2 separate regions of the Homo sapiens genome follow, and region 2 is linked to region 1. Evidence: read pairs that join two places in POLR2A ChIA-PET (ENCODE). Cell type or tissue: GM12878. All regions are shown on one strand. Each heading gives the region's core, and the rest is flanking DNA. Links, peaks and the distances in the headings are about the cores only.

Region 1 (5,627 bases), core at 719-4,718:
ACTCCTGACCTCAGGTGATCCACCTGCCTCAGCCTCCCAGAGTGTTGGGATTACAGGCATGAGCCACCGCACCCGGCCCGGTAGCTCTATATTTTTATTAATAATTACATTACTTCTCTAAGCTTCAGTTTCGGCATTTGTAAAATGGGGACGGGGATAACATAATATCCCTTTTCTAACAAAGAGCAGTTACAGGCACAAAAAAGATAATATAAACACTTGGAAGTGTTTCTTGTTACTCAGCAGATCAATTCACATAATAGCTTAAAAACAGCATCCTAAAGTCCTTCTCTCAATACAGTATGTAGGTGCACTAATTTACAAAACACAACAGAAATTAACAAATTTCATGATCCAGACATGAAAATGAGTCTCACTCTTTTATGACCACTCCATCAAATCATTGCTTATTACATCATATTAACATCCTGAATGTCTTATGCCCTGAATGCCATTAGAGGTTGGCATCCCTTATCTAAAATGCTTGGGACCAGAAGTGTTTCAGACTCTGGATTTTCTTTGAATTTTGGAATATTTTCATATATATCATGCAGTATCCTGGGGATAAGACACAAGTCTAAACACGCAATTCACTTATATTTCATATACACTTTACACACATAGCCTGAAGGTAATTTTATACTAACTTTTTTTTTCTTTTTTGAGGCAGGGTCTCCCTCTGTCATCCAGGCTGGAGTGCAGGAGCACAATCATGGCTCACTGCAGCCTTGACACCCCGGGCTCAAACGATCCTCCTGCCTCGGCCTCCCAAGTAGCTGGGACTACAGGCACACACCACCACACCAAGCTAATTGTTTTGATTTTTAGTAGAGACAAGGTCTTGCTGTGTTGCCCAGGCTAGTCTCTAACTCCTGAACTCAAGCAATCCTCCCACCTTGGCCTCCCAGGATTGCTGGTTATGAGCCACCTCACCCAGCCAGTATTTTTAATAATTTTATGCATGAAATAAAGTTTTAACTGCAACCTGTCACATGAGGTCAGGCATAGAATTTTCCAATTGTGGCATCATGTCAGTTCGAAAAGTTTTGAATTTTGAAGGATTTTTGATTTTGATTTTTTTTTTTTTTTGAGACAGTCTTGCTCTGTTGCCCAGGCTGGAGTACAGTGGTGTGATCATGGCTCACAGCAGCCTCAGCCCCCTGGGCTCAAGCAATCCTCCTACCTCAGCCTGGAACTACAGATGTGCGCCACCATGCCTGGCTAATATTTTTGTAGAGACAGGGTTTCATTATTTTGCCCAGGCTGCTCTTGAACTCCCAAGCTCAAGCAATCCACTCATCTTGGCCTCCCAAAGTGCTGGGATTAAAGGTGTGAGCCAGCAAATCTGGCCCAGATTTTGAATATTTTGAGTAGGGATGCTCAGCCTGGACCTGCATCTCTCCAGAAGCACTACAGTACTTACAAGGTACTTACATATATTGTTTCATTTAGTCCTCACTAAGGACTATGTGAGATTGGCATTACTGTCCCCATTTTGCAGACTGTCCAGCTTACAGACTGACAAAGCCAATAATCAAATCCAAGCGGGTCTGCCCAAAGCCCCATGTCACACTGCTTAAAATTCAAGTCTGCACTTCAGTTCTTCGTTAGTCTCCTTTATGTCAGTAACTAAGGTTCAGATTAAATACTCGCTTTATTTTCAAAAGAAAACCATTCCTTCAAACAATTTTCTACCAATTTCTCTGCTGAAATGGTACTTATTTATAACACAGTACCTTAAAATGAGTCCATAAGGAACTGGAAAATGTTATTTTTTTTGAAGTTTTACACATTCAGTACACTTTGCATCAATAATAAAAGTATATTCATAAAAGTATACTCACGTATAGGATATTAAGAATCTAACACTGCTTATATTTAGGCATAAATGTGACATAATATTCCACTTATTTCACAAGCAATTACTATAACTTAATTCCAATAGTTATTCTAATACCTTCTTGTTCTTTCTAGAGTTTCGGGTTTGTTTTTTAAGTGGTTTCTCCCATTTTTCTCACTTTCAATTACATAAAACTGTATTCTACTTTCAGTCCAAATTTTGTGTTGCCTATATTAAATCCATTTCCCCAATATATCTAGACTGCTGCCAACTAGAGTTAATAAATTTTGAATGACTGCTCAGGATTTATTCCCTTTATTTTTATATTCTGTTATTTCCTTATACAATAGAGTATGAATGAAAACAAGTATCTACAAGACCAGTATTTCTTCAATTTTCACCTTGTGAAAGCTGGGTATTAAAATAAAAATAAATTAAACTCTTGGGCTGGGAACTCCCTGACCATATTTCTCTCACTGTGCTGGGTGTCTCTACGCCCCCTTTCAATCTTGAGTACATATAGTCAATAGGCACTGCATGCACTGGGGGAGCACCTGGCCCATCAAGGGCCTTTCCCAGAGGAAGTAATGAATAAAGAACAGATGAAGAGCTGAGTAGTGGTTCCTGACCTGCCAGCAAGAGAGGAGGGGCAGCATTTTAGATTTGAGTCATCTCCACTGGAGTCTGCCAGTAATCAGTTGTGTGACTTTAAGCATATCAATTAGAAACAGAAAGCTTGGCATCCCGAAAAGAAAACCATTCCTTCAATTTTCTACCAATTTCTCTGCTGAAATGGTACTTATTTGTAACACAGTACCTTAAAATGAGTCCGCAGGGAACTGGAAAATGTTATTTTTTTGAAGTTTTACACATTCAGTATACTTTGCATCAGTAATAAAAGTATATTAGTAAAAGTATACTCAAGTATAGGATATTACGAATTGAATTTCAGCAAGACTTGAATTTTACTCCTCATTATTTATCCAAAAAGGAAAAAAGATCCGAGGATTTGTAAGTGACGTGACCAAACTCCAAAGGCTGTTAGCGGTATCCGCATATTCAGGATGCAAATCACTCTCTAGTCAACTGCACTTGCTACTAAACTGTGATTCACTGGCTGTTAGTGGTATCCGCATATTCAGGATGCAACACCCTCTCTAGTCAACTGCTCTTTCCACTAAACTGTGATTCACTGGGTGCCGATTTCTTCATCTCAAGAGGTGATGATTACCCCCTTTGTAATACTACCTATCTCATAGGACTATGAAGACTAAAGAAAATAAGGTATACAAGAGCATTTAACAAATTTACCATACCACTTCATACTATTGTGGAGAGGGCCAAGAGACAAGAAATCTGGTAGCATTTAAAGTGCTAAGAGCACAAAATAGAAGTGTTATAAGGTCATCTCACCAGCCAGATCTATACTTTAGCTTGATTATACAATAAAAGCATTGACCTTGCCACTCTCCAAAACTATCAGCGCAAGCTACAATGCCCCCTCACACTGGCAATTTACCATGAGATTTCTAATCAATAATCAAAACATTGTATTGTATACTTCCTGCTCTGAACAACAGGTACCAAAATTTCAGCAGCCAGGTAGGTTGGAGTTCACAATCAGGCAGCCTAGAATTACACTCAGCCCACAAATATGTTTTGATCAACATAATTTTTAATGGCAAATTTTTAAACTAAATACATTAAAATCCACGACATGCAGTGGCTCACACCTGTAATCCCAACAATTTGGGAGGCCATGGCAGGAGTATCATTTGAAGGCAGGAGTTCAAGACCAGCCTAGGCAACATAGATAGACACCATCTCTACAAAATTTTTTTAAAAATTAGGCCGGGCGCAGTGGCTCACGCCTGTAGTCCCAGCACTTTGGGAGGCCAAGGCAGGTGGATCACCTGAGGTCGGGAGTTCGAGACCAGCCTGACCAACATGCAGAAACCCCGCCTCTACTAAAAATACAAAATTAGCCAGGCGTGGTGGCGCATACCTGTAATCCCAGCTACTCAGGAGGCTGAGGCAGGAGAATTGCTTGAACCCAGGAGGTGGAGGTTGCAGTGAGTCAAGATCGCGCCATTGCACTCCAGCCTGGGCAACAAGAGCGAAACTCCTTCCCACAAAAAAAATAAAAGCAACAACTAGCTAGTACATGGCCGGATGCAATGGCTCACCCCTGTAATCCCAGCACTTTGAGAGCCTGAAGCAGGCGGATCACTTGAGGTCAAGAGTTCAAGACCAGCCTGGCCAACACGGCAAAACCCTGTCTCTACTAAAAATACAAAAATTAGCTGGGCGTGGTGATGGGCACCTGTAGTCCCAGCTACTCAGGAGGCTGAGGCAAGAGAATCGCTTGAACCCGGGAGGCGGACATTGCAGTGAGCCAAGGTCATGCCACTGCACTCCAGCCTGGGCAACAAGAGCGAGACTTTGTCTCAAAAAAAGAAAAAAAAAAAAAACTAGCTACACATAGTGGCATGCGCCTGTAGTCCTAGCTATTGGGGAGGCAGAGGTGGGAGGATCACTTGAGCCCAGAATTCAAGGCTGTAGTGAGCTATTACCACGAAACTGCACTCTAGCCTGATAGGACGATACCCTGTCTCTAAAAGTTAAATAAATAAATAAGAATAAATTAAAATCCAGATTTCCAGCATCTTTTCCAAAAAGTGTCAAAAGATCCAAGGACACTGGGCCCACTTCCTCACATGGCAACAAGCAAGTGGAGCTGAGCAGCAACTGCTCCCTTTAGTTTGGGCCCGTGCTCTCCAGTTCATCAAGGCCCAGCCTACTCATCCTAGTACATAACAGGCATCGGACTTGGAGACCACTGAGGAAGATGCTCAAACAGAACAATAATAATAATTTAATGAAGATTTGTTTACTCTTTTTTGGCCAGTTTTTTGTGGCTCTATCACACATTAGCTCTGTGACTCTTAAGTAACATATTTAACCACTAAGCCTCTTAAATTTAACACAAGCTGAAATATGCTGACTTCTGAGTCAAAAAACTTCACAAAAACTTCGAACTCACAGAAACAAGTCAGGGCACCTCCCATAGGGAAAAAACGTAATGTGGCCACGAATGGTGGCTCACGCCTGTAATCCCAGCACTTTGAGAGCCCGAGGCAGGCAGATCACTTGAGGTCAGGAGTTTGAGACCAGCCTGGCCAACACAGCAAAACCCCGTTTCTACTAAAAACACAAAAATTGGCCAGGCGTGGTGGCACCTGCCTATAGTCCCAGCTACTTGGGAGGCTGAGGCAAGAGAATCTCTTGAACCCAGGAGGCAGAGGTTGCAGTCAGCCAAGATCATGCCACTGCACTCCACCCTGGGTGATAGAGCAAGACTGTCTCAAAAAAAAAAAAAAAAACAAGTAACGTGACAGAAGTCCTTGTCATATAATAATTTGACATCTACAACTGCGTCCGTAACAGTAAGGCCTATACATCAGAATAACAGATTGCCAGCAAATTATCTTAGGCTGAATCATATAAATCCACTCAACTGCAAAAGTTTCTGAAGTCTTCAGGTATAAGTCAATAAGCAAAACAAGCTCCCCCACCAAAAAAGAAAAACATTTAAAGTAACAGATAAGGCTATGAGCTCCTTTAGTGCAAAGGCCACTTCCATTCCTCGTGATCCCTCCTGTCTCACAATGACTGGCACACTGAAGCTACAGCTCAAGGGCAAGTTTCTCTCTGAAGCCTTTCCAGAGGGTCCGCATCCACATCACAAAGAACAAGCAACATGGTGTAGTAATGAAGAGTGCCGATC
Region 2 (4,000 bases), core at 1-4,000, 1.3 Mb after region 1:
TGCTCTTGAGAGAAGAAAAGGAGAACCTGCTCTTCCCTCAGTTCTGTGCTCTGCCAGAGCATCATTGCCAGGGATACTGGTACATGCCAAAGGCTTACCAGAAGTCAGTGTTTCATTCCCTTGCCGACTGGCAGCTGGGGCATGGTGTACGGTGGGCCTCAGTGTGATAGAAACGAACTGCAGTGGGTACCAATTTCAGTGAGGTGGAAAGCTTTCCTAAGTGCTCGTGTTTTTTCCAGTCTTCTCACTGCCCCTGCCAACATTGTTCCATCCCCACTGTCAGATTTCCCAGTAGTCAGCTCTGCCTTCACTCATTTACTCATTCATCAGTCTACTGTGCTAAATGCTGGAGAAACGATGAAGGGGACCTCGGCACAATTCAACCTGAGTCAGGCAGACATGTAAATAAATAGTAAACAAGAAGTGTTCAGGGGTGGGGCGCTAGCGTATCAAGGAAAGAGTGAGGGTGAGGATGGGCAGAAGGCAAGGAGCATGTCCCACAGAAGGGATGTTTGAATAAGGAAGCCAGGAGAACGGGGTGGCCAAGAGCATCGCAAAAGCAGAAAGATTCAGTTGCATATGGGTGTTTGGAGAACAGTGAGGAGTCTGTCATGACGGGAGAAGTGTATCTAGGTCTCTCCTGCAAGACCAGGACCAAAATCCAGAGGATGAGTGGCCAGGAAATACAAGGACCAGTGGTGAGGTCAGCAGCAGAGGAGGTGGCAAGAAAGGAAGAGCCTCAAGCCTGGCGGGGGTGAGAGATTGAGAGGCCTTGCACTGAAACCTGGCCATACAAGGCCTGGCATCTTTGAGGAGCATGGACACGTGTCAAGAGAGCCAGGTTGGGCCAGGCAGTTTGAGCTGGGCAGGAGACGGCAGTGAGGCTTGGAAGGGAGGCTTAGATGTGCCTGACTAAGGAGTTTGAGCTTTATCTTGTTAGCCCTGAGCATTCACTGAGAGATTTAAAAAAACAAAAAATAGAGACAAAGTCCTGCTATGTTGCCCAGGCTAAAGTGCAATGGCATGATCATAGCTCACTGCAGCCTCAAACTCCTGGGCTGAAGCAATCCTCCCACCTTAGCCTCCCAAGTAGTTGGGACTGCAGGTGTATGCCACCATACCCAGCCCTCTGAAGGATTTTAAAAGGGGAGCACCGTGGACAGATTTGTATTTTAAGATGTTCATTTCAACTGAGACAGAACCACCTGTAGTCAGGGAGACTAGTTAGGAGGATTTTGCAGCAGTCTGCATGAGGCAAGGTGGTCACACTGGAGAGAAGGGCAGGGCCTGATGTTATACTGGTTGTGAGGCTGCTGCAAGGGCCAAGATGAGAGGAAGCAGGCTGTAGTTGTGTCTGGAGAAAAGTGGGCTGCCCACTTAGGGAGCAGCAGGAAGAACAAGGGGCAAGGAAGGATGCACAGAAAGTGGCCCTAGAGGTAGGAGGAGGCCTAGTTAAGTCAAGCAGGGTGATCAGCAATGTTGCCTTTAGGGAGGGAGGCCAGAAGGGCCAGAGACAGCCGATGGCCTGAAAAAAGGCTGAAGGACTCAGGAGGCCAAGGTGGGAGGACCACTTGAGCCTAGGAGTTTGAGGCCAGCCTGGGCAACATAGCAAGACCCCACCTTATCATCATCATCATCAGCATCATCATCATCATCATCATCATCGCTGAAGGACCAAAAGTCAAGAAGAGAGCAAAGCACAGATTTGGTTAGGGGAAGGGGAGGGAAGCCAGGAAATAATGGAGGGAGGAGGATTTCAGAGTTCAGGGTCTTTGAGGTGGGGTGGCTCTGGTGACTGTGCTTGAAGGTGTGATGGCAGTGCCTTTGTGAAGCACAGAAGAGGTTGAGGCATGGGGGCACCCAGAAGTGAGAAGTTTAGTGAAGTGTGTAGAGATGACAACAGGAGAATGGGAGGAGGGGAAGACTCAAGCCAGAGCTACAGGTAAGGGAGCATCATGGTGGGAGAGCATACAGCAGCGTGGAGGGGAAGTAGAGGTGTTAGGACCCGGCTTGGGCCTCCCTGAAGACAAGCTGTGGGCCTGGACTGTGGGCCTTGGAGGTGAGGAACCAGAACATCCCCAGTATCTATTCCTGGGTTTGAGGCACGGACCAGGTGCTCAGTGTTAGTGGAAGGCAGGCCAGGGGTGGTCTGGGTGGGCCTGCTGGTCCTCTCCCTCTAGTCCTCATTGTCTGTGGCCCTGGAGGGAACCTGCTAAGTTCCTCCTAAGTGTGTTTTAAGGAAAAGGCAGTTCTGGTTAGAATGAGGAGGTGGGAGCAGCATTAACAGAAATGTTTTGGGACAAAGGAGGCATTCTGCAGATAAAATACATATTCCTGTGGGACACTTACTCTAGAGGGATTCGATTTCACCCTTCCTGCATCAGGCTGGAGCTCGAGACCTTGAGCTTGACTTGACCAGCATCTGTTGGGTCCTTTTCTGGTTTGCAGAAAGGCTGGCCTGCCAGAATGGAAGACTCCCTGCAGAAGTCCACAGTTTCCTCCAGGCCACATGACACGTTGCAGTTCAGGAAAACACTGCCTGTGGGTCCAGGAACCTGACCCTCTGGCCTTTTGTCTGGATGCCGTTTGCCTGCTCTGAAGAAGCGGGCGTTCCAGAAAGCCGAGGTCAATGTTGGACGTCGGACAAACCCTGTGTGTCTTTGCTGCTCCTTGGAATCAGTGTTTGGCCCTCGGAGAGGGAAGAATGTGGCCAGCAGGCAGTCATTTGTAAAGTGGAGATTGGTTTCCCTGACATCATTAAAACCCCTCTCTCAGGTCACATGCTGGGCAGTTTTCTCAGACCATCTCTCTCTGCTACACCAACCTAGTCTAATCCACTGCCATCCCTCCCCTGAATGATGGCAGCAGCCTTTTCATGTCTCCTCACATTGAGTTCCATCCCCCAGCCTCCTCTTTGGAACCAGAGACATCTTTCTAAAGCCAAAGTCTGACCATGTCCCTGCCCTGCTTAGCGCCCTCTGTGGCTACCCACTGCTCCTAGGATGCAGATCCGCCTTCATGCAGCCTCCCAGGCTCTGTGAAATAGGCCAGCAGCAGACCTCCCGACTCTCTCCTGCTCCAGTTCACCACTTTGTGTGCACACCACAGCCTCCCTGGTGTTCACTCCTGTCTCAGCACCTCCGCACAGGTTGTGCCCTCTGCCGGGAATGCTCTGCTCTGCCTCCGGGAGATGATGAGCAGTCAGAGCTCCGAGGTAGTGCTCCTCCTTCTCATGCTCCCTCTCATAGCCGCCTCATACTTCTTACGTATGGCACTTTGCACCCTCGTACTGAAATATTACGACTTTTAAAAGTTTGAATTATGAGTTCAAAGTCTGTTTCCCTCCTGGTTTGTGAACTCCAGGAATGCAGAGATCATGCCACTACTCTTCATCCCTGACTCCTGTGATCTAATGCAGTGCCTGATGTTGTTTGTTTTTTGTCGAATACATTTAGGATGTAGCAGTAGTAATAATACTAAAATCCCTTGAATCCTTTCCACTTCTATGCTATCTGCCTCTCTTTGTTCAAAAAACTGGATTAGGTGGTAGGGGCAGTCTTGGTGTCCACAAGTTGGGGCCAAGGCATAGAAAGGAGGGCTCCCAGCATAAGACTCATTAGAGCTATCGTTACTTAGCACCCAAAGGCTAAACAGCTGTCTAATTTGTTACCGCTCTGAGTTCACATTTGTTATTTGCACATTTTCTAGAAATTGGTCTGTTTTAACAGTTTCTTGTCACAGTGGAAACAGAGTAGAAAAGGAATTCCCCAACTCCATTTATTTCATGGTGGAGATAAGAGTAGGGGCTGGAGTTCCTCTCTGAGCCGCAGGATAAGGCCTGCCTGAAGGGTGGGGAGAGGCTACTGGGGCAGGAGTCTGAACTGGCTGCACACACAGGCCAGCAGCACATTTGATCCAACACTTTGCAACTTCGAGACTCATTTTTTTTTTCCTTCTTGAGCATGGATATGACATTAGTGTTGGTTAGAAACCAAATTTC

Evidence for each region. ChIA-PET counts read pairs that join two places held together with the same protein. Peaks named below come from ENCODE experiments on the same cell type or tissue, not always from the same donor. Only the 100,000 strongest peaks of a DNase experiment are listed, where the experiment ranks them.
Region 2: POLR2A ChIA-PET joins it to region 1 with 5 read pairs; 2 of 35 experiments call an interaction of 5 or more read pairs at or near these places.

The regions. Positions count from the first base shown.
Region 1 is chr9:125,698,564-125,704,190 of GRCh38, forward strand. The region is part of intron 1 of MAPKAP1 (MAPK associated protein 1); the gene reads right to left. Among named protein-coding and RNA genes, the nearest start is that of MAPKAP1, 5.8 kb to the right of the region's middle. In GM12878, for the core only: no CTCF peak of the experiment used is centred there; DNase peaks (open chromatin) are centred at 2,518 and 2,977; H3K4me3 peaks cover 2,147 bases; H3K27ac peaks cover 3,579 bases.
Region 2 is chr9:126,987,445-126,991,444 of GRCh38, forward strand. The region is part of intron 4 of RALGPS1 (Ral GEF with PH domain and SH3 binding motif 1); the gene reads left to right. Among named protein-coding and RNA genes, the nearest start is that of RALGPS1, 75 kb to the left of the region's middle. In GM12878, for the core only: no CTCF peak of the experiment used is centred there; no DNase peak of the experiment used is centred there.